3 separate regions of the Mus musculus genome follow, and regions 2 and 3 are each linked to region 1. Evidence: chromatin loops called from intact Hi-C (ENCODE). Cell type or tissue: heart. All regions are shown on one strand.

The links. Peaks named below come from ENCODE experiments on the same cell type or tissue, not always from the same donor. Only the 100,000 strongest peaks of a DNase experiment are listed, where the experiment ranks them.
Region 2: it touches region 1 in a loop (4-fold over the local background); 15 of 42 quality-filtered maps call a loop at or near these places.
Region 3: a loop joins it to region 1, with 2.9 times the contacts of the local background. A loop is called at or near these places in 6 of 42 quality-filtered maps.

What each region holds. Positions count from the first base shown.
Region 1 is chr14:52,191,663-52,199,662 of GRCm38, forward strand. Supt16 (SPT16, facilitates chromatin remodeling subunit) reads right to left here and starts at 5,577. Exons shown (of 26, transcript NM_033618.3): 1 at 5,423-5,577. The coding sequence starts at 5,488. Chd8 (chromodomain helicase DNA binding protein 8) reads right to left here. Exons shown (of 38, transcript NM_201637.3): 38 at 6,489-7,490. The coding sequence ends at 6,930. In heart, CTCF peaks have their summits at 4,180 (motif pointing left) and 5,895; a DNase peak (open chromatin) is centred at 5,659; H3K4me3 peaks cover 2,877 bases; H3K27ac peaks cover 2,142 bases.
Region 2 is chr14:52,116,134-52,124,133 of GRCm38, forward strand. Rpgrip1 (retinitis pigmentosa GTPase regulator interacting protein 1) reads left to right here. Exons shown (of 25, transcript NM_023879.3): 4 at 3,063-3,301; 5 at 4,340-4,439; 6 at 4,860-4,988. Among named protein-coding and RNA genes, the nearest start is that of Rpgrip1, 9.2 kb to the left of the region's middle. In heart, CTCF peaks have their summits at 3,303 and 7,960 (motif pointing right); no DNase peak of the experiment used is centred here; H3K4me3 peaks cover 1,616 bases; H3K27ac peaks cover 1,781 bases; H3K27me3 peaks cover 1,384 bases.
Region 3 is chr14:51,899,928-51,907,927 of GRCm38, forward strand. Ndrg2 (N-myc downstream regulated gene 2) reads right to left here. Exons shown (of 15, transcript NM_001145959.1): 10 at 7,658-7,702; 11 at 7,319-7,370; 12 at 7,022-7,069; 13 at 6,763-6,798; 14 at 6,586-6,637; 15 at 5,344-6,379. The coding sequence ends at 6,213. Among named protein-coding and RNA genes, the nearest start is that of Ndrg2, 9.6 kb to the right of the region's middle. In heart, a CTCF peak has its summit at 4,944 (motif pointing left); DNase peaks (open chromatin) are centred at 3,100 and 4,054; H3K27ac peaks cover 576 bases.

The DNA.
Region 1 (8,000 bases):
AAAGATAAAAAGTAAAATTAAAGATAAAATGCCAGTTTTAACCCAAATGTGTAAAATTAGTGGACAGGATATCAGGCAATGAAGTAGGAATGAAACTCAAATCCCAGCATTGCACAGGTGGGCTTGATTTGAAGAGGGCCCACACCACCATCAATGCAAAGGAAAGGGGGACCTATTTGAACACAAAGATCTGCCTGCATCTGCCTCTCTTAAGTGTTGGGATTAAAAGCATGAGCTGCCATGTCCTGCTCAACTTAGGAATTTTGTCTATCAAATTTTTCTTTTTCTCTGGATAGATCTGTTCACAGCCTAAGAATATTTAAGTAGTAAGTCAAAGTTTAGACTTCAAACATTATCCACAATGTCATGATCTCTCCAATATGAAACCATACCCACACTTCAGTGGCCACTGAAACATTCTGCACAGCTTCCTCAACAGTGAGCATTTTTTTTGGTTTTTGAGACAGGGTTTCTCTGTGTAGCCCTGGCTGTCCTCGAACTCTGAAATTTGCTTGCCTCTGCCTCCCCAGTGCTGGAATTAAAGGTGTGCGCCACCACACCTGGCAACAGTGAGTTTTTTGAAGCTACCAATTTGAACCTTTTGGATCATTTTCTTTAGCTGCAAGGCTCTCAGCAAGTATTTGGGAGGAACCTGCTCAACCCTTTGCATAATGCTAGTGTGGACAATCCAGGCTGGCTTTGAGTAAGCTACGGCAGTACTCTAGGACAAGGTCTCCATTGAAGATTTTAATTTCTATATTTATTATGTGTATATGTGTGGCATGACACAATGCACAGGTGAGGAGGTCAGAAAACAACCTGTGGAGTTTTCCTTTGTGCAGCTTGTGGGAACTGAGCTCAGGTGGCCACTCTTGTAAGCAAGTGCCTCACTGAGCAGTTTCACTGGTCCGATAATTATACCGTGCATAGAAGGTACATGTGTGGGGACCAGAGGACAACTTTTCAGAGTTCATTCTCTCTTTCCATGGTAAGATCTGGGGATTGAATTCAGGTTGTCATTCTCAGTCAGTGAATGTTCTTACTTACCGAGGCATTTTATTGGTCCACTGAATTCTTTAATTCAAAGTGGGCTGAAGAGATGGCTTAGCATATAAGAGCAATGACTGTTCATCCAGAGAATGCAGTCCAACTGTAACAGCCATCTGATGGTTCATAACCATCTGTACTCCAGTTTCAGAAGATCTGACCCTCTCTTCTGACCTTTGTGGGCACCAGGCATGCAAGCGTCACAGAATATACATGCACTCACACAGAAATTAAAATAAAATCTCAAAAAAGTCCCTGTGCCAAAAACTTGACCTCCCCCTTCCTCCCATGACTCTTTGGAAGGTTGGTCTAGTCGAAGCAAGTGAGGTAAGATATACCCCTGAAGGGAATATTTTAACCTTGATCCCTTCTCATTTTGTGGATGCCATGAGATGAGAGGCCTCTTTGGTCATGTATTTTGGCTTTGCTGGGACCAAGTGCAACGAATTCAAACTTCTGAGAACACGAACCCAAAAGTGAGCTTTTCCTTAGTATATCTCAGATTTTATTAGAGTGGTAGAAATCTACCTATCATAAAATAACACATTTAAGATATAAAAATAACACATGAAAATATGACTTATGAAATTTACTTCCTACCTACCCTACTTTTAAAACTTCTGGATAAACTGTTCTCAAAACAAAAAGAAGAGGACAGGGGCTGGAGGACATTTTAATGGTTGTCACACTTTCTGTGCCAAAACTTTCTGTGAATTGTTTCTAAGACCTGCAGAGACTTTCTACAAGAAGTAGTAAGCACTTGCCCCACAAGGTGACACAGTGCAAGGGCAATGATTCTTTGTATGGCCAGAGAATGCGGTGTTATAGCAGGAAATGGAGTGTCTATGGTGTACAGACTAAGCCTATTTTCCACAAAAAGGTGAAAACTCTAAAGACTGCTGAGACCTCAGTGTGCAGAGCCCAGATGCAGGCCTCAGGGAATGCCACTAGTAAGGGATGAGAGCAGAGACAAGAAGAGAAAAAGGGCCACGTGATCCAGCTCTAAGCCTATTTTGTAATGATAAAATAACAAATAAGCTTTTACTTATTTTTAACTGACTTATCAATGAGACCACAATAAAACTGTAAGCCTTGGGGCTGGTGAGATGGCTCAGTGGGTAAGAGCACCCGACTGTTCTTCCGAAGGTCCAGAGTTCAAATCCCAGCAACCACATGGTGGCTCACAACCATCCGTAACGAGATCTGACTCCCTCTTCTGGAGTGTGTGAAGACAGCTACAGTGTATTTACATAAAATAATAAATAAATCTTTAAAAAAATTATTATGAAACATTTAAAAAAACAAAAAACAAAAAAAACACTGTAAGCCTTTACTCCCCCTCTCCTCCAAGCACACTTCCTGCTTTGAAGAGGCCCCAGGTCTGGTTCCTAGCAACCTCATGGTGGCTCACAACAGCATGATCTCCAGTTCCAGAGCAGCGGATGCCTCTCTCTGGCCACCATGGACACAACACTGCCTGCATGAAGTTGGCACATGAAAAGATAAATATGCATGCGTGCAAGCCACTTATTCACATAAAAATCAAAACAACAAAATCAGGAGCTAAAGAATAGAGGCAATCCAGCATTGAAACATCCCATGATTCAACAGGCCCACAGAGCAACCTGGCTGAGGAAACACTATGGAAAAGGAGTAAAAGAAAGTAAACAAATAAAACAGAATGTCAGAATTTTAGAATAAAAGACCAAAGAGAAACCTGTTGTGGTGCCAGGAGCGGTGTTTTAATCCCAGCACTCTGGGAGGCGGACCTCTGAGAGTTTAAGGCCAGAAACTCTAACAGAAAACAGAGACACATGGAGATAAATCAAAGTAACTTACTGCTTTGCTTAAAGTAAGTAATGCAGGAACTAAGTTTTTAAAAAAAATCTGAAACTATGAAAATATCTGCCTACTCTCAGAAAATTCTGAAAAAGAAAAGACAGCCATAATCAAATCTCAGCAAATGGTAGGAAGCAGCACAAAAGATCTGATACTACAGCTTACCCATTCTCACTGCAATGGACTCTTTTTTTGGGGGAAGGGTCACAGCTACCCACTACCTCAAGCTTAACAGCTGGCAAATAACCACATGAACAAATGCATTGGGTTAGTATTTCTTTTGAAAACAGCTGCAATTCTGGCACTTCATGTAATTCTTCAAGACAAAAAGCAGATGAAGGAATCTGAGGTCTGTTCATAGAAAGGTCTAGTAAAATAATAATTTTTTTTTTTGGTTTTTTTGAGACATGCCCAGTTCTAAAATAATTCTTAAATTATTAGTAGAGATACCAAAACTCTGTACCCCTTACTCCTTAAAACAGCCAAAAATTTAGGAAAGATTTTTGTTCAACCCCCAGTAAGCAGAATAAATTGATTTAATGATTAAAATCACAATGATGAATAGGCTGGAAATCTACCCCATAAATAGAAAACCCACAGGACGATCCTGTAACCCACTTTCATAATCTATCACTACCACCTAGGATTTCCCAAAGCAGAAACAAGACAGGCAATGAAAACCTATTTTACTCTTAGCAGCTCTGATGTTGAAAATAGAAAAGGTAGGACTGGATTAGACTCAATGTTTCAGGAATGATGGAAAACAGATTGGTGAGATGGCTCAGCAGATAAAGGTGCTTGCTATTTCGATCTCCTGATCCCAAATAAAGATATATAACTTGAAGACAAATGACTCTACAAAGATGCCTTCTGATCTCTATACATAAGCAGTGGCACTCATACTCACACATCAATGACATTGGAGTAGGTATTGTGATGACTTACATAGCACAACATGTACATACATTGGATGCAAATATTTCACCAAGATCCCAATACCAAAGGATGACATTCAGATGAAAGTTTAATGTATCAAGCCTTTCTACTCAAAAGCATGCTGTGTTAAGTTATGAAAATTATAATTAAAAGCTATGTTACTGTAACAGCCTTAAAAATAGCTTGATGAACTCTGGAAATAGAGAAAACACCAATATGTTTTTAAGGGGCTAGAAAAATGCCCAGTAGTTAAAATCACTGGTTGCCCTTCCAGAAGACCAGGTTTCACATGGACCTAAACAGCAACTAAATACCTTCTGTAATTTCAGTTCTAGGGTATCCCACGCCCTCTTCTGGCCTTCGCAGGCAATGCATGCAGGGTATACACAAACATACATGAATGCAAAATACCCATAAATATTAAAAAAAAAAAAAAGCTTTAAAAGTTTATTATTTCAGGGCTGGCTGTAGAAACGGGGGCTTTTGATTATCATCATTGCATACATCATAACACAGTGACAGTAAATATTCCCTGGATAGGGATATAGCTTAATGGTAAAACACAGAGGTGGTGGTAGGGCCAATCCTCAGGACCAAACAATATAATTTTGTGATAGAGACCACTAAGTCATCTAAAAAAAATTAGCCAATAAAGTGAAAAACCCTATATTATTTTCAGCACGCAATGCATCTTGCTTAAAAGATACATAGGCTTTTTTCTGATGAGGCAGGAAAAACAACCGACTTCAGTAAAGGTTCAATTTTATTTACTAAATGACGAGCCGATTGATACAGTCTCACTATGAAGCACAGGCAGGCTTGAAACTAGTCATTTTCCTGCCTCAGCCTCAGAAATCATGGGATTACATGCAGGAGCCAAGAATGGAGAGGACCAATCAGTATAAGATAGTTTACAAAGCTGAAACCGGAGTTGGTATTTTTTCAGAGCATTTTCGGCTTTCTTTTTTATCAGTTCTATTTCCCCTCACTCACAAGGTTCAGAGCCCAGACGATAGACCGTTCAGACAGTATGAAATCAATCAAACACTTGTGAAGTTAACAAGTTAACTAGCAAAAAAGTAAGTTTGAAATTATGATTATAAAACAGGGAAACTGCCCAATCTTTGGAGAAGCCCTGGAACTTCCACAGCGTTTTCCTCAACACGTGCCCCCGGTATGCTGCCGACATGGGAAACCGGCTTTGAGGCGTCCCATCAATTAATTCTTAGGAGAGCCCGCAGGTTCCCAGCGCTGGGTCTGTGACCCACGCAGGGCCTAAGGAGAAGCAGCGGGGCGCGGGAGCAGCATTTCTCAACTCCAGCAGAGGCCGGGGAGCGGGGAGCGCCAAGAGCTCCGGGCACAGCTTTCGCGCCCCTTTCCCGCAAACGGTAATTGTGGCGGGACCTGGGCGGGCCGCTGTGGCCGCGGGGCGGGCCAGGCGCGTGCGGACCCCGCAGGCGCAGCACGGCGCGGCGAGCCGGACGCTGCCGGGGCAGGCGGGAGCGCGGCGGAGCCGGAGGTTTCTGGCTGAGGGGGAAAAGGGCGCCGGGAAGCAGGCTATTATGGGATGTGGGGCTCCCGGGGGCGCGGGGCTCCTTACCCGCCAGTTACTGTACAATCTCTTCACTCGCCGGTAGTACGCGTCTTTGTCCAGAGTCACAGCCATTGCCCTGGACGCCGCTTCCCGTCGGGCTCCGAGAATCACGCGAGGTCCCAGCTCCGCCACCCGCGCTCGGCCCGGAATCCCGCACTCTCTGTGACCCGGAAGTACCGACCGCCCGGTATCCCCTTCCGCTTCCGGGTCCCTAGAGCGTCGAAGATTTAAAAAGCGAAAAAACCAAACCCACCGCTCGTTCCGTAGGGTGGCGGGAGGAAGGGCAACCGAGGACGCAAAAGTGAAGTCAACAGACCGAGGTGCAGCGCGGGCTCGCGGGCTCTGGAAGCTCTCTCCGGCGCCAGAGGCTCCCGTCACGTGACCCGCCCACTTTCCGAGCTCCGGGCGCTCTGGGCGGCGGGCAGAGGGAGGGGAGCAGAAAGAGCGGGACCCGCGTGCAGCCAGGCGCAGGAGTGAGTCCTCTGCCCCAGGGCAGGCCAGTGACCGCCCCGGGGAAGGCACTCTCAACCAAACACTGCACCCCAGAGGGACGGAGCCCACCTTCGCGAATAAGCTGCGCGGTGGGCAGCAGAGTAGGAAGGAAAGGTTCTGTTTTCCTTTAAGAGATGGGCCGGTAGGGTGGAAGGAAACAAATGGCTCGGAGTGGCTCCTAAACTTTGTAGTTCTTTCCAGCCTCGCGAAGACCCAAGTTGTGAAGGCACCCTTTTTGTCAGCGTGTACTTTTGCTGTATTTCATGAAAAGCCACATTATTCTCTGGCTTTCCCCAAGAATAGTTATCCTGACTAATTGAAAAAAAAAATATGGCTCTTGAAATTAATCCTCGTTTAAGAATGTGAAGTACAATTCAAAATATTTTACCTCTTTATCTTGTATCATTTCCTTGGCTTTAACAAACGGGATAACCCGCCATTATATATGCCTATTGAGGACTACAAATGGCTTTTCTATTAGTTGCAACAGTATTGAACTGTAGGAGAATGGTGTTTAAATTACGCAGCAAAAAACAGTACTTATATTGTGTTTAAGGAAACAGAACATAGGAAGAATGGAAAAGGATTAACTTAAATTTATTAATGCCAAGGGGAAGGAAGGTAACAGTTCCTGACCCTCCAGCTGTAGCCACAGTTTGGCCAGGAACAGGCTCTGCCAGAGGCTAGGGCCAGCGCTACATAGTCTGTGGTTAATGGAGGCGTCTGGGGAGGGGTGAGCACACCAGCTGCTCTAAGCTCCTTTGCTTCCCCAGAAACGAGGAAGTGGTCATTTATTATTTTTTTTTTTTAGGAGTTCCCCTGCCCACCCAATCCTCTCAAAATTGGGAGCAATTGGGTACAAGTTTTTTGTTTTTTTTTGTTTTTTGTTTTTTTCTTTTTCTTTTCACCTCCTGAAGTCTTGGGTTTCCCCATATTGTTCCCTGCCCCTCCCACATTTCCAAAGTCCAAGGGCCAGAGTAAGGGATTCCAGCAGCCACCCATCACGGGTCTATATGGGGCTTCAGTCGTCAGCATCTTCACTGGAGTCTGAGTTGGCTGGCATCATAGGGTCATCAATGAGTGAGAAGTCCCGTTCTGAGCTGTCATAGCCCTGAGATAAATCATCATCTTCTTCATCCTCCTCTTCATCATCGTCCTCAGGTTGCAGTGTTGGTAACCGCAAGGCAGTACCAGAGGTGGTAGTAGCTGGTGAAGAAGGGTAGCCAGTGGTTCTCAAGCCTGGATGGTGATGGTGGTGATGGTGGGGGTGGGGATGGTGGTGGTGATGATGAAGCATGGTGCTGGAGTCTACATGAGGGGGTGCTGCTGCACCCATCACAAACGGCATAAAAGGCAGAGATGCAGAAGTGGTACTGCTGTGACCCAGAGACGACACAGACTGTAGGTTACTACTGCTGTGTTGAAAGGTGTTATGCAGAGACAGGGACCCAGTGCTTCCACCCTGCATCAGGGCCATCATCTTAGAAAGGTCTGGTCTTGTCCTACGGACCCGTTTCTTGCTGTTCTCTGGTGCAACAGGCCCTGGCAAAACCCGGTTGAACGCAGTTTCAGCATAGTGACCCTGTGAGGTAGGAACAAAAGACAGTAAAAAGATGGAGGTTGGGGGAGTGGGGGAAGGGGACAGATAGGACTTGACTCAGAAACCACATATGTCCTAGCTTAGAAATGCTTGCCTGATTTGGCTTGATTAGTGTTAATGGAGGTGTTACTGAGGGTGAGATCAAGAATTTGATATTGATAGCCATGTGAACGGTAAGGTTTTTCCCCCTGCTTCATACTTTTCTGCAACCTTTTTACAAATGCCTTTTCCTTTGCTAGTAAGGGGTCTGAGTAAAACAGTGAATGAATCAGTACATGTACAGAAAAACTGACTTAATTGTAGCCCGAGAACAGTTTGTTGGCATGATCTTATGTGAAGTGCGGCACAACTACACAGACATTTATTTAAATTTATCCTCTGTTATTACACGATAATAGCTGAGCAAGATCAGCTTAGGATATCCAAGAAGATTATGGGAAAGTTCTCACCAAATTTAATAAAAATGTTCCACATTGATAAACATTATCTTTT
Region 2 (8,000 bases), 76 kb before region 1:
AGAGCACAGAGAAAATGCAAACCACAAGGGGGATAAAGGCAACTCAGTAAGTGTGCATGGGAGTCTCTGCACTTTGCTTAGGTCGTTAAGGGAGAGTATAAGAGAGTAGGAGTTTGCTCTAAATTTGGTGCTGCCACAGTGAAGGACTAATTCTACACTCAGTTATCGCAGCAACTCTTGGCTAAGGGGGAGTTAGAGCAAAGGCGAACCTGGGTCTGATAAATAAGTTGCAGTTGTTACCCATAACATGGATTTTTAAAATTTTTACTTCTTTTGTTTTTGTTTTCTTTTTAAGAGAAACCCTGTCTTGAAAAACCAAAAAAAAAAAAAAAGATTTATTTTATTTTTTATTTATATGCATGTGTCTGTGTGCATGCATGGAGGTGCCCTCTAAGGCCAGAAGAGGTTGTGGGAACCCCTGGCTACTACAGGTGGTGAGCTGTCCAGTATGGGTGCTCTAGTCCTTTGCAAGAGTAGCAACCATTCTTAACTGCTGAGCCATCTCTCCAGCCTTAAAAAAAAATCGATAAACATTTAGCAGCAGGGTCGTATTATGTATCTTTGGCTAGTCTAGAACCCTTTTTTTTTGAATTATTATTATTATGCTTTATTTTATGTATGTGAATACCCTGTAGCTATCTATCTCCAGCCACCATGTGGTTGCTGGTAATTGTACTCAGGCCCTCTGGAAGAGCAGTCAGTGCTCTTAACTGCCTAACCATCTCTCCAGCCCAGCCTAGAACCCTTTATATCAGTGGTTCTCAACCTTCCTATGCTTCGACCCTTTAATACAGGTCCTCATATCATGGTGACCTCCAACCATAACATTATTTTCATTGCAACTTCATAACTGTAATTTTGCTACTGTTTTTTGTTTGTTTGTTGACAGGGTTTTTCTGTGTAGCCATGGCTGTCCTGGAACTCACTCTGTAGACCAAACTCAGAAATCTGCCTGCCTCTGCCTGGGATTAAAGGCATGTGCTCCCCACTGCCTGGCTTTTTTTGTTTTGTTTGTTTGTTTGTTTTGCTTTTTGTTTGTCTTGTTTTTGGTTTTTTGAGACAGGGTTTCTCTGTATAGCCATGGCTGTCTTGGAACTCACTCTGTAGACCAGGCTGTCCTTGAACTCAGAAATCCGCCTGCCTCTGCCTCCCGAGTGCTGGGATTAAAGGTGTGTGCCACCACGCCCGGCTTGTTTTGCTACTGTTATTAATTTTAATGTAAGTATCTGTGGAGATTCACGGGTTGAGAACTGCTGCTCTATGTAGACCATGCTGGCCTTGAACACAGAGTTCCACTTGGCTCTGGCTCCTGAGCACTGATTACAAAAGAGTGTTCCAGGATAACCAGCCTCCCCTCCCCCTTTTATATGCTTTGATGTGGAAGTGTCAGATCCCCTGTAACTGGAGTTATTTATAGACAGTTGTAAGCTGCTGTGTGGGTGCTGGGAATTAAACCTGGGTCCTCTGGAAGAGCAGCCAGGGCTCATAACTACAGAGCCTTCTCTCTGGTGTCCAACCCGCCCCACCCCACCCAGGTACCCAGCCCCTTTGTGTGTGTGTGTGTGTGTGTGCGTGTGTTTGGTTGGTAGGTTGGTTGGTTTTTTGTTTTTTGTTTTTTTTTTTTTGAGACAGGGTTATATTATGTAACCTGGCTGGGCTGAAACTTGAAGTATCTCGTCCCTAAGGTTGTGATTACAAGCAGACATCACACTCCAGTGGGCTTGCTTTTCCTCACATGGTAATATTCCCTAAATAACTACAGGACTTGGCCACAGTTAAATCCACTGCTGGGAGTAAAGGCCTGTATCACCAAGCCTAACTCAGAGATTAATCTTAGTTTAGGGCATTAATCTTAATTCAGCACTGAATAAAAAAGAATGAAAAGAAGGACATGACTGTTCCTAGCAGTGGAGAGGGTTTACTGTAGACAAGTGTGAGAGAAGAGGAACGGCAGTCTCCAAGGCTCTAAGAGAGAACATGGCCAGACTAGGCTGGGCCATTTGAGGAGAGAGGGACAGGGGGAGCAAGAAAAGAGCTGGGGCCTGGGACTAGAACCTGGCCAAGAGAACAAAGAGGTTTTTAAAAGGACTGGTGTAGCCAAAATCGCTGGATTATATCCGGAAGAGCAGCTAGGGGAAGGGCAGCCCAGACCCTGGACTGGAGAATTAAGGGTAAGGGGCAGGTATGCCAGCCAGAGGGACACTGTAACAGATAGGGACTGACGGATACAGGGAGAGCTGGAGGCCAGCCTGGTCTACAGAAAGAGTTCCGGGATAGCCAGGGCTACACAGAGAAACCCTGGCTCAAAGCAACAACAACAACAACAAAAAAAAAAAAAAAAAAAAAAAAAAAAAAAAAAAAAAAAAAAAGAAGAGACAAATCCGCTGAAATGGTCACTCCGTTTGTGGGGGAGGGGCCGGGCAAGGCGGTGTATTGTGAATAAGAGATAAGAGAGAGAACATACTTAGAGGCATCTGGAAGAGCCCAGAACAAAGAGAAAAAGTAGAATGGACTTGGTGAGAGAGCTCAGGGCAGACCATTCATTTGGGTGATGTGTAGCCGTGGGAGAAAAAACGCTGGTGGTAGCTGGAGCAAGCCTGGGAATTCTAGGACGTGGGGGGTGAGAGTAGTCTGGGCTACACAGAAATCCTGACTTGCAAAACAAAACGAAAACAGCAGCAATAAAATAAAAAGACAAACAAACAAAAAGATCCAGCTAGAAGGCATTTCTTAGTGATTGACGGGAGAGGGCCCAGCCCATTGCGGGTGGTGCTAGTCCTGTACTGACTGAACAAGCAGGCTGAACAAGCCTTAAGCAGTAAGTATCCTTCTACGGCCTGTGTGGCTGTTCCAGTCTCCAGGTTACCACCCTGTTTGAGTTTTTGTCCTGGCTTCCTTCAATGTTGGACTACAATGTGAAAATATAAGTCAAATACATAGCGACAGTAAGCCTAGCTAAGACATCAACGCTGGGGGCTAGCTCTGAGGCTTGCCCAACTAGAATCAAGCCTTAGGCATGAGTTGGTGTGTGTGGAAACCCCATGTGGCTTGTTTTGCTACAGGCGAAGGACGAACGTGCAGCGATCCACAACTACCCAACCGGACCTACGGACACTTGCTGTGCTCCAGGAGCCAGAGAGGCGCAGGCGGCCGTGGGTCTCAGCGTCCCCGAGCCCCTCGGCGCCCCCGCGCGCACCAGTTCCCGGGAGGAAAGCGCATGTGCAGCGCCTGTGTCCCTCGACCGCGGTAGGCAGTGCACAGCCTCGAGTCCACGCGGGACGCAGACTGCCCCACATAGCTGGTGTGTCTCTACAGCAGAAACCCAAGCGGAGTGAAGCTGGAATCACGCCCTCTCCCGGGGGTGGGGAGGGGACTGAAGCGCCAGTCACAGTTACCCTTTGTTTTCTCACCTTTCCACTTTCCTAAAATCCTTCCCCATCCCCCAACTCTCGTGTGCGGAAGTCGGGTCCAAATTTCTGAATTCACTGCGAGTAGGCAGCTCAGTGTCAGAGGGCTTGCTTAATATGTTTGAGACGGTAGGTAAATCTCTGAGACCACCAGACCACGAAAGTAAACAGAAATAAACAAACAAACAAACAAATAATAATAATAATAATAACCAAAAAAAAAAAAAAAAACCCAGACCCGGAGGGGAGAGGGAGTAAAAAGCGGGTAACAGCGATAAGGGCTCAAAAGGGAAAATTGTCTGCGGGAAAGAAGGGAACCATCAGGGAACGGCATGGGCGAGGCAGAGGAGGATGCACAAAGCGGTGGTCCATGTGTACAACTGCAGAACCCGCCATGTTATATGTTAATAATTAAAAAAAAAGTGAACATTAAACAAATCCGGATTCCCGGCTATGGTGGTTTATTCTTTAATCCCAGCACTCCAGAGGCAGATGCTGGAGGGTTTCTGTGAATCCTTCTGTGGTCTAGATATCGAGTTCCAGGACAGCCACAGCTACACAGAGAAACCCTGTCTCGGGGGAAAAAAAAAAATCCAGGCAACCAGCCGACCAAAATGAAATAAAGGAATACCTTTGAGCATGGCTGTACCAGGTTAGGCAAACACACAGGCCCTGGCTTGGACCAGCGTGCCTCTTTTTTCTTCCCATTTGTACCACTCACCGAGTCAGTATTTTGGGCTGAAGATATTTGCAGTTGTGATTTTATGTAAAAATAAGGAAGTGCCTCAGTGGCTAATTGTCACATAAGGATTTCCTCCAAGTCGCAAGGCTCTCTGTGACCAGCACTTGGTGTCCTGGTTTCAGCATGAGGTGTTCTGAAAGATACCATGGCTACATTTCCCTTTTTTTTTTTTCCTGCCTAAACTTTTCAGGGCCAAATGACAGGCGCAGCCATACAGCCCCTCCCGCATTTAAAGACTATGTGGCGGACAAGAACACCAGAATCGAAATAACCAGGGAGCCCAGCCAACTGTGAGTACCTCGGGCGGGTCCCATGTTGTTACCCACAAAGCTTTTGTTGGGAATATATCACTTAAGGACCAGTGGGTGTTGCTGATTTCTGTAATAATCAGAGAAGATGAAAGGCAGCTCTAAGTCAAAATTGCAAAGTCCTTGTTTAAAAATACAAAACAAGAGCCAAGGGGAAGGGCATTCCCTTAGTCCCAGCACAGACAGGTGGATCTCTGTAAGTTCCTGTCAAATCTTACATTTGTATTCATATTTATATTCGTGAAACAAGCATGTCTCCATCCTTTGAATGATAAATAAAAGTCCTTTAGGAAGTTTCTGCTTTTCCCATTTGTGCTTACTCTTCCTCAGTTAGAACAAGATAGTTTTTATCCACCAGTTCCTGATTTGGGCTAAATTCATTGGTCTTTGTATGCCTAACAGTACTCACACCATGACGACTGATTCTACACATGTGGAAGAGATCCCCAGATCTCCTGAGAAAACATCCAAAGTTGAAAAGCCTGAACAGAGAAGCTCAGAGGAGTGCACTCAGAAGGCTGCAGAGCTTCGGTGAGAGCTAACATTTTGTGCTTCAAACCATACTGAACAGAAAAGGCAAGGCTTCTAGCTCCACCTTTCTTCACTTCTGAGGAAAAAAAGATTTCCTTGTGTCTTAAATACAGACCTGCCCTTAGTACACACCTTTAATCCCCCAAAATGAAGGTAAAGTTACTTTGTACAAGGAAGCGTCCAGGTTTAAAAGTGATGTCTAATTGAGTGGCAGACAAAGTAACGAATCAGAGAAACATTTGACAAAATAGGATCTGCCCAACTCTTGGAAGGAGAGGAAAGGAAAGCGAAGCTTCTTAAGGGGCAGTGCAGATTGGGGGGGGGGGGGATAGGAGGGAATGGGAGAGGGGCGACAGGGAGAGGGAGAGGTCCTTTTACAGGGGCAGGGTGCAAAGAGAACAAGCTAGACTAGACACAGATGAAGACAGAACGAGACAGGGTGAAGAGCAAGAAGATCAGAATAGATTGACAGATAGTTTGAGCAATTCAGGAGAACCTGGGAGAAGCCAGATTGAATCGGTTATCATGGAGAGGAGTTTGAGTCAGAACAGCTGAGTAGACTAGCTAGCCAGAGATCAGAAAGAAGAAAGGGTGAGTTTATTCAGCAGCAAGTCTCAGAAGCTGAAAACATTCTAGACCTAGATTAGATTGTACGGAGGCTGGAAGCTTTCGGCACTAGGCCTAGGTTAGTAGACTGAGGCAGTAAACCTCCACGGTGACAATTACATCAGGCAAATAAAAGTTACTTTTTACACTATGCGTACCTAGAAAATTAGGAGAGCAGTGGTGGTTGGTGATTGCGCATGCCTTTAATTCCAGCAGGCAGATCTGTGAGTATGAAGCCTGTATATACAGAGTGAGTTCCAGGACAGCCAGAGCTACACAGAGAAACCCTGTCCCCAAAACTAAACAAAACACCCCCATAACAAAAAACCCCTGCATATAAAGAAGTAGGTGAGTTAGGTGTTACGGTTACGGTGTCTGCAGTTTATCCCAGCACTCAAGAGGCACACTCAGGTGGGCCTCTGTTGGAGGCCAGCCTGGTCTACAAGGAGAATCCCAGGGTGACACAGTGAGACACAGTCCTCTCAAGAAAGGGGAGGGGGAAGAGAAGAAGTGAATTTCTCCCTGTAGCCCTGGCTATCTGGAACTCACTCTGTAGACCACCAGGACCTCAAACTCAGAGATCCCCCAGCCTCTGCCTTCTGAGTCATGGGATTAAAGTCATGTGCCACCCCTGCCTGGCCAGGAATTTTTTTTTTTAAGATTTATTTATTATTTTATGTAAGTACACTGTAGCTATCTTCAGACACACCAGAAGAGGGAGTCAGATCTTGTTACGGATGGTTGTGAGCCACCACGTGGTTGCTGGGATTTGAACTCCGGACCTTTGGAAGAGCAGTCGGGTGCTCTTACCCACTGAGCCATCTCGCCAGCCCCCTGGCCAGGAATTTTTAAAGAATTAATAAAATATAGAAAGAGATGGATAGAATACTTATCCCTTTAATGGGATAATCTAATTTTTTCCTTCCCAATTTCCCATCTCAGCGCAGTTTCTTATAGGCCAAAGCCGCCTCTTCTCTCTTGTCTATGAGTTTTTGAAGCGTGTTTGCCCTGACATATCAGGCTTCATTCTTTCTCTAAGGCCTCCTCCCTACCATGTGGGTGACCTCCAGTGCCATCGTTGCTTATTTATCTATATTTTATGTATATGAGTATTTTTTGCCTGCATGTTTGTCTGTGTGCTACATGTGTGCTCAGTGCCCATGGAGACCAGAAAAGGAAGTTGGATGCCCTGGTACTTGAGTTGACATGGCATTCTCCCTTCCCTCTGCCATGCCTCTCCTTTGAGGAGCTGCTGAGATTTGCAGCTTGTCTGCCCTGAAGCATTTCCCCTTTAAACCTGACTAAGATTGTCCTAAAGCTGAAAGGCAAAAGGAATGAAGGAAGGAAACCCTGCACAAGTCTGTCCCACCTTTACAAAATATTTTATTTAACTTTTATTACTATTGTGTGTATGATGTGTGTGTGTGTGGGTAGGAGGTGTATAGGTGTACATGTGTATGTGGATGTCAGAAGACAACTTTCTGGGGCTGCTGCTTTTATTCCACTGTAAGTTCCAAAAGTTGAAATTAAGCTGTGCAACTTCTGTGGCAAGTGCCTTTACCTGCTGGTCCAAGAGTTGAGGATTTAGCTCAAGAGTAGTACAGGTGGCTGTGTGTGTGTGTGTGTGGGGGGGGGGGTGTTGCTGGAACCAAAGGCAAGACTCACCACACCTGGCAAAGAAAAAAAAATTTAAAAACTCTAGGAAGATTAGCCCAGTCAGTAAACTGCTTGTCTTGCAAGCCTGAGGACTGGGGTTTGGAACCTCAGCATCCACGGAAAAATTGGGTGAGGCGGCTCCAGTGTCAGCACACAGGACACAAGGGACTCCCTGGAGCTCACTGCCTAGCCAGATTCTCTGTGAGAGACCTTGTCTCATCATATAAAGTGGAGGAAGATACCCAACATCAACCTCTGGCTTCCACATGCCTGTGTGTGAGAATGAGTGCAAGTATGAATGTACACACACGCGTGCGCGCAAAAACACACATACACACACACACACACATACACACACAGAGACAAGTAGACTGCACTGTTTAGATTAGTTGTTCGGTTTCATAGCAAAATTGAATAGGGACTATCATCTACTCCTGTCTACAGCCTTTTCAGGTTATTTTCATTTTACCTGTATGAATGTTTTGCTTGCAAGTACGTCTGCACTGTGTGAGTGCCTGGTGTCTGGGGAGGTCAGAAGATGGGGTCGGAGCCAGCATGTGGATGCTGGGAATTGAACCCCAGCCCTCTGCAAGAGCAACAAGTGCCTTAATAGCCAAGTCAACTCTTCAGGTCTTTATTTTTCAAAAATGTATCATGTTTTTGTATGTATACAAATGAATTTTTGCCTGCAGATCCTGTCTGCCTGGTGCCTAAAGAGGCCAGAAGAGGGCGCCCTATCCCTTGGAATTA
Region 3 (8,000 bases), 290 kb before region 1:
CTTTAACATTAACAGGGAGATCATTCCTCGGATGAACGTGAAAATATGTACACTATTATATAAACAAGCCTTATACCCACATCAGCTATCAACACCCTTGGAGGCCCAGGCCCAGGCCTGCTAGCCCTGCCCCAGCAGCAGGAACCAGTCATTCTGTCCCTACCAAGGTCATTCCAGAATATATGCTTAAGAAGAAAACTCAAGAATTAGGCTTCTCACCGGGTAATGGTGGCACATGCCTTTAATCCCAGCACTTGGGAGGCAGAGGCAGGCAGATTTCTGAGTTCGAGGCCAGCCTGGTCGACAAAGTGAGTTCCAGGACAGCCAGGGCTATACAGAGAAACCCTGTCTTGAAGAAAAGAAGAAGAAGAAGAAGAAGAAGAAGAAGAAGAAGAAGAAGAAGAAGAAGAAGAAGAAGAAGAAGAAGAAGAAGAAGAAGAAGGAGAAGGAGAAGGAGAAGGAGAAGGAGAAGGAGAAGGAGAAGGAGAAGGAGAAGGAGAAGGAGAAGGAGAAGGAGAAGGAGAAGGAGAAGGAAGAAGAAGAAGGAAGAAGAAGAAGAAGAAGAAGAAGAAGAAGAAGAAGAAGAAGAAGAAGAAGAAGAAGAAGAAGAAGAAGAAGAAGAAGAAGAAGAAGAAGAAGAAGAAGAAGAAATAAGAATTAGGCTTCCAACCAACCTTCAAGAAGCCAGCTTCTTATTTCAGCTACCAATAAGCTGTTGTCTTGCCACACCCACTCCAGTAGTGACTCTCGTGACAGGCCTAAAATCCTGGAGGCAGTCCTGAGGTGAAAAGTTCACGGAAACTTAGTCTCCTTGAACCGTGGCATCCTGTAAAACGAATGCCCCAAATCTGTCCTTGCTTTAGTCGGTGAACGAATCTGTGGGCTTTCCCTCAATATTGTTTTATTATAAGAGCCTCTAAGAATTGATTTTGACATATAGCTAAGTTAGAATAGCCTCCACCAGTGTTCCAATGTCCTAGGCAGTGTTTGAGCCAACCCTGGGCTTGGAATTCAGTGAGAATCTTATCTATTCAGTAACATTTAGAATTACCTCTAGTATTGTAAGAGACAGTGAAAGTAATCAGGCATTACAGTTCACTAGAATAGAGCTAGTAATCTCAGAGCTAATCTACATAGTATACTTAAAACAGTAGCAGAGTCACTCCCATACACAGGAATTTCCTAGAGCGCAGGGGGAAGGTGGACTATACAATAGACTACAATTGGAACTATGGCAAGGGCATGAAGCCCTTGCCCCTGGCTTCTAAGTTAAAGCTGACCTTAGGTGGGGCTGGTTTTTGTTTGTTTGTTTGTTTTGTTTTGTTTTGTTGGTTTTTTTGAGACAGGGTTTCTCTGTATAGCCCTGGCTGTCCTGGAGCTCACTTTGTAGACCAGGCTGGCCTCGAACTCAGAAATCTGCCTGCCTCTGCCTCCCTTGTGCTAGGATTAAAGGCGTGCGCCACCACACCCGGCAGTGGGGCTGTTTTTGATCCCAGTTGCTAACACTGATTTTATCCCAGTTGGTTCCTGTTAGCTTTTAGTACGCATTCCTCTGTTTTGTTGTAAAAGTAATTTTGCATCAGATAACTTCAATGTAACTTGGATGACCTTAATCTATCACTTAACTTCTTTGTTTTCTGTAATGTGTAAGACTGATGCTCACTTGACAAATTACATTCAGATACAACACCCCCTTGTGTTCCTGTCTGTTTGTCACTTTTTCACCGATTCCCTGTCCACCTGTACCAGGACCCTGATTTCTCCTGCGGATTGAGGGGGGCCAACTGAGGCCAGTCCACAGCATTGTCTGAAGTAACCCTTCTGGACCTTTCCTGCCTCTGCTTTAAGGCCGAGGGACTGATGTGGTGTGGTTTGGTTTCTACGTTGCAGTCGCAGGAAAACAGTTTGTGAGGAATGCAAGAGAAACTAGAGTTCAGAGACTTTACTGGAGCAGAAAGAACAGGTCTTCAGGCAAAGATCAACATTTGACGGCTCCTTGCTTAGTGTGAGTGAGGAACTGGGTTTGATCCCCAGGACCAAAGAGAGAGTTGAGTGAAAGCCTCAGACTCACTCTGCTGGGGTAACCTGTGCCTCTCGGTCCTTCCCTGAAGAAGCTGTGGAGTGTAAAGAACAATGCCAGAGCTTACAGAGCTGGGGTGGGAGCACAGACACCCTCGGCAACCTGAGGAGATGCCCATTGCACTAGCAAAGAGGAAGCAAAAATAGATTATGCCTCAAATGCAATCTCTGGGGATGCTTACAAATTCCCAGCCTATATAAAAGATGGTTTGGGGTTTTGTTTGGTTTGGGTTGGGTTTTTTTGTTTGTTTTGTTTTGTTTTGTTTTGTTTTGGTGATTTTTTGTTTCTTTGGTTGGTTGGTTTTGGTTTTGTTTTTTTGTTTGTTTTTAGTTTTGGTTTCTGGTTTTGTGTTCGTAGTGACTCTACCTGGTCCTATCAGAGTATACCCTATATTTTCTATGAATTCACCATCATGAGGGAGAGTTAAATTGCTCCGGGCACCATATATCCTTGCTGAACCCTGAGTCTCAGGTCGGAATCCATCCCTCTTTTCAGGTTACTCCTGACTTACCTTTCAATGGTGCTGTTCCCACTCCAACCTTTCTTCTGATCTTGGTTTCACTTCTGCCTACTGTAAGGTCTGTACAATTATATATTGCTTAAAGACAAGGATATGTTCTGAGAAGCATATATTCAGTAATGTTTTTGTCGTTGAGAAAACACTGGAGAATGTGCTACACAACCCAAGAAGCCATTGGCGTCTGTAAGAGAATACTGTGGGTCTATTGTCACATAAGTGGTGAGATATATGTAGGGCTGGCCAAAATGTCATTATGAAACTCATAAGAGCTTCAAACTGACTGTAAGGTCCTTTTTCACTCTGTTCTGATTTCTCATTCTCTTGAGCTGTTTCTTACCTCACCTGCCCCTAATGTCTGGAAGACACTCAAATTCCTTAGGAAAAAAACAAGATTCAAAGCAGGTCTTGGTTTCAGGGCTGCCTTATGTTCATGAACAATAGGGCTGTAAGACTGGGGGCTGGCCACAGGGCGGCGCTGTGACTCCACAGGTGAACTAGACTATGTAGGTCCAAAAACTAGGGTCAACCAGAGACACCAAATGTCCTCCCCCAAGTTCCTGCAAAACACCTCTTCACCTGCCTTAGATTCTGGAGCAGAAACACCTATAGTTGTATGCACATACATGTACACTTAAATGAAATGTGAAAATCACTCTGCTAACAGTACTACTTTCGTAGGCAGATACCAAGCAAAGATTCCTCTTCCCTTCCATAATACACAACAGCAGCTCTACCAGTAAAGGCTGGTTGAGGTCTTAGGGCTTCACTTTTTCCTTACGTTGGGCTAAATGACCCCAGTGATTACATGCTTTGCATTCTTTCCCTGTGGCATTTCAGCAATCTTTTTTGTCTGACCCAACACCCATCCAGCAGCTAACTCTAACCCACTAACGCCCTCTTCTGACACTGGCCTACAACATGGAAATAGGCTTAGGGGTAAGGCTGCAGCTCAGTAGTAGAGCACTGGCCTAGCACGCACAAGGTCCTGGGTCCAATCCCCAGCACAAGAAAGAAAAGCCTCAGCAACAAGGACACAGTGGCTCACTACCGTGTTGGAATGTGAGCACTTGATGTCAAGGGGCCCAGTTTCCCACTCACTGCCATTGAAGAAATGCGACAGTTGGGATTTCCATAAAGCAAGCTTTAATGATCGCAAACAATATTCTATCTACATAATTCATAAAGTGCTTTCTCCTTCATATTTGTGTGTGTGTGTGTGTGTGTGCGCGCGCGCATGCGCATGTTCACAGTGTACTCCTGAGTGTTTATGTCTGTACACCTACGTGTGAAGGCAGAGGTGGACTTTGGGTTGATTCCTCCATCACTCTACGCCTAATTTTTTGAGACTGGGTGTCATCCAGCCCAACCCTCTAAATCAAACAGCCACCGTTGTCACTCCTGCTTGTAAAAGATCAGCACGCCTGGGCGTGTTGGCACGTAGGCAGGAAGCAGGGTCACAGGACCCTCACCTGAGAACTCAGCCCTTTGTGCCAAATTCCATGAGGCCTGGGAGTCCTGGGGAGGGAGCAGTCTACAGTCTACAGCCCAGGGAACACTAGACGAGAGCTCCACCTGAGCCGCAAACGGGGAGTCACCACCTAGGCTGGGTACAGACCTTCCAGGGTACCTGCCTTAAAGTTACCCATAATCTCTATGAAAGCTTAGTGAACTCGGTGGCCCCCCAGGGTGAACTCTGATAGAGCTGAGCTTTGCTTTGTTATTGGGGCGTCATGAGGAGACATACAGTGCTTAGCCCCACACCCTCAGGAAGAATGTTCTCTCAATACTAGGTCCCAACTGAAAATGGTGTCCACTGATGGGCTAGGCTAGCCCACTAGTGAGCCCCTGGGGTCCTCCTGTCTCTGCCTCCCAGCCATGGGATTATACGTGCACAGTCAAACCCAGATTTTTTTTTTTCAGTGTATGCTAGGGATCAGAACACAGGTCGTCATGGTGGCACAAGGACTGTACATGCTGAGCCATCTCCCCAGCCCCCTCCTTTTGCCTCGAGAGTCCAAGAAGGAACCTGCGACAGCTACAAGACATCTGAATCCCCATGGTTGTTACTCATAATTGCTTAACGGCCTCTTACAGAACCATCATTTTGCTCCCAGATCCCCTGGAATCCATCAGTGAGTAAAATCCTAAAAAGAAGTCCCTTTGACTGTGACCTTCTTGAATCACAAATAGGATGAACTTATAAGCAGCAGTGCCCTGTGGTACGTAGCACTCTGTGTCCGAGTTTACTCTCTTGCTGAATGATCCATCTAAAATGTACTCTAGGTAACGCAAAGGTGACATGGAGGCTCACAACCATCCTTAAAGAGATCTGATGCCCTCTTCTGGCAGGTATGAAGACAGTTACAATGTACTTACATATAATAAATAAATATATTGTAGCCGTCTTCAGACTCCAGAAGAGGGCATCAGATTCCATCACCATGTGGTTGCTGGGACCTGAACTCAGGACGGCTGGAAGAGCAGCCAGTGCTCTTAACCGCTGAGCCATCTCTCCAGCCCCTCAGTCGGTTTTCTTAAAGGACATGATATTGATGACATCTCTACAACAGCTCCTCTTTCCCAAGCTTAAAAATGCTATTAATAAAAAGAATGACACCACTTTCTTGGCTCCCGTGGTCACACTCTGTGCAGCTTTTATACCCCACAAGCCATCCCAGGTGCTTTCAGAGGAACAAGGAAAGGCAAGCAAGGGGCAGGGTACAGGCGCATTCAGACCCGGATTAACAATGCTGTTCAGTTTCCTCTATAGTTTATTGTCACAGCAGAAGTTGTGTGAGACAGGAGGTCACGCTCTACACGTCACAGTATGGTCAGAGCCTGAGGTAGCTCTTCCCACCCTGATGCCAAGCCCCAAGCAGTCGGACCTAAGCTCTTTCCCTTAGTCCCACTTTAGGTGCACGCTGACAGCTATCCAAGTTAGTGTGGCCAAAGGACCCGGGCCCCTCCCTTCTACCCCAGCTTCAATGTGTTTACCACTGTTCTTCACGGGCCACCATCTCCCATCCTTTCTTTTTACATGCTGGATATTTCTATCACATTAAGGATCACTGACCCACCAGCAAACCTTCTCCTGATAAACATTCATTTGGGACTATTGCCTTCAGAGAGGCCTGACACATCAAGGCAAAGCCACTGTCAGCTTTGGGGAAGGAGCTCCCCATCTCTCACCATCAACCCTACACACACACACACACACACACAACACACACACACTCTCTCTCCTACCCTTGCAAATATGGGCTAAAGAGGGGGAGTGATGGAGGCCCCGTGTCAGCTAGAACAGCTCATTGTTCCTCATCTATAGAACCTAGGTCAGGGAGAGAACATACAAGCCTTCTCAACACCAAAATGGAAGAGGGGGTAATTTAGGGGGCCCAGATCTCTAAGAGATATTAGGACACCTCACCTAGGAGCTAGAGGATATCACAGGTTAAAGGTCAAGGTTAGGGTAGCAATTAAAGATCAAGGTCATCTCCCTGCACAATCTGCCCATTTTCCTTGCTTACTCTGGCCCAGTGCCCTGATAACACCTCTTAAATTAGTGTTGCAGGAGGTGAGGGCTGGGATCCACACCAAGGCAATGAGGGTCATTCAACAGGAGACTTCCATGGTGTGCCCTGGGGGTCCAGAAGGGAGAGTCCCAGACTCGCTACTCTGCGACAGGGTGCGGGATCGGGACCGACTGCCATCGATGGATGCTGCACTGGTCAGAGATGCTGTGCGAGACCGAGATAGGCGAGTCATGCAGGAAGAGGCCACTGTAGACACACAATGATAAGCAAGCCATCAGAGATGAGTGGGGAAGACAGCTGGTAACTTCTAGTGGGGCCTAGGTGAAGACAAGAGCTGCGGCCAGAGAATCAGCGAGCTTGCCTTGTAAGATGATGAGTCCAAGAATTAGCCTAAAACAGGTCTACCCTCACAGTGGGAAGCCCTTCCTAATACCCTCTGTCCCAATACTCACTGTAGCCCATGCCTTGCAGGAAGTACTTGAAAGCCTCTGTCAGCTTGCCGGGCTGTGGGCATATTACAAGGAAAGAGAAGAGAGAGAAAGAGATGGTTAGATATCTTGAAAGTCACAGCAATGGCAAAGGGCACAACACGTCCCATTTCCTCGTCCCAAGATGGGCACTATACTCACCTGAGTCAGCTGTGGCTGACCTCCAGAGTCGGCCATCTGCTCAGGAAGGAAACACCCAGGGAAGAAGGATACATGGAGATATCAGACGATCCATGCCGCGGGAAAGGGGCTCTCTCCTCCCAGGTCCCTCACTCAGCCCCTTTGTTCTCCTCTCCCTTGACCCACAATGAACCCACAGGGCTTAGACACTGGAATTTAGAGTATGTATGCTCCTGGACTGGGGAGCGGGGAGCAAGTGAGGCTTAGGAGGCCCGCTAACCTTGAGGAACGAGGTCTGTGTGGGGTCCAGCTTTGAGTTACATTCCACCTGGAATAGGTAGGAGACTGAATGAATCAGGTCGCCCTCTCCACAGCCCTCCAAGGGACCCCGATCTTTTCCCTTTCGTCAGCCCCTACCCAATTACATCTTAACCCAAGTCAAATTCCTAAGGTCCTAGAGTTGCTCCTCCTGCCCCAGAGTTTTCGAGTTTGCAGCTTGGCAAGGTCCACAGCTTGGGTGAACCCAGTGTTGACAAGACCCCAACATTCCCTCACTACCCCAAAAGCCACCACTGACCACGGCATCTTCATGAGGTGCTTGGTCTCCAACCACCAGCATCACAGGGCACCTAGGGGCACGGGGTCAGGGAGAAGACAGTGAGCCTTGTACTCTCTCACCGACACTTCCCAGAAAAGCAGCTAAACAAGTGTCTGCCTCCGAGGAGGAGGAGGAACCAGTTGCCTTTCTCCTGCTGACTCAGCAGGAGGATCGAGAGGGAAGCCCCAAAGGAAGACAGCTTGTTACACAGAATGGAATCAGGGAGACTGGTAACTTCTCCACAAAGGTTAAGAGATGTTGGTACCAAGGGGCAGGGCAGAGACAGGACAAAGCCACATGCATCTACCAATGTCTTACTTGAGGGTCGTCTCACCACCTCGCTCAAAGTTCAGGTCTCGGCGGCTGCAGGGGGTTCAAAGAGAAGTTGTTTTTGACAGGCACTGCTGTCTACCTAGATAAGCTACCTCCTCCACAGGAAGCTATCTCCCTTATTTATAGTCAGCAGCTACTGGTGATTAAGAGAAAAATACCAAGGGCTGGGGTTACAACTTGGTGGTGGACTACCTGCTTAGTGAGCAGCTATGAGGTTTGATCTCCAAAGCGGTTAAAAAGGGAGGAGGGGACACCATAAAAATGGCAGGCACGGTCCAAGAGCACACCACCTGTAATCACTTGTGCCCTAGATCTCAGGTCAGAGGCA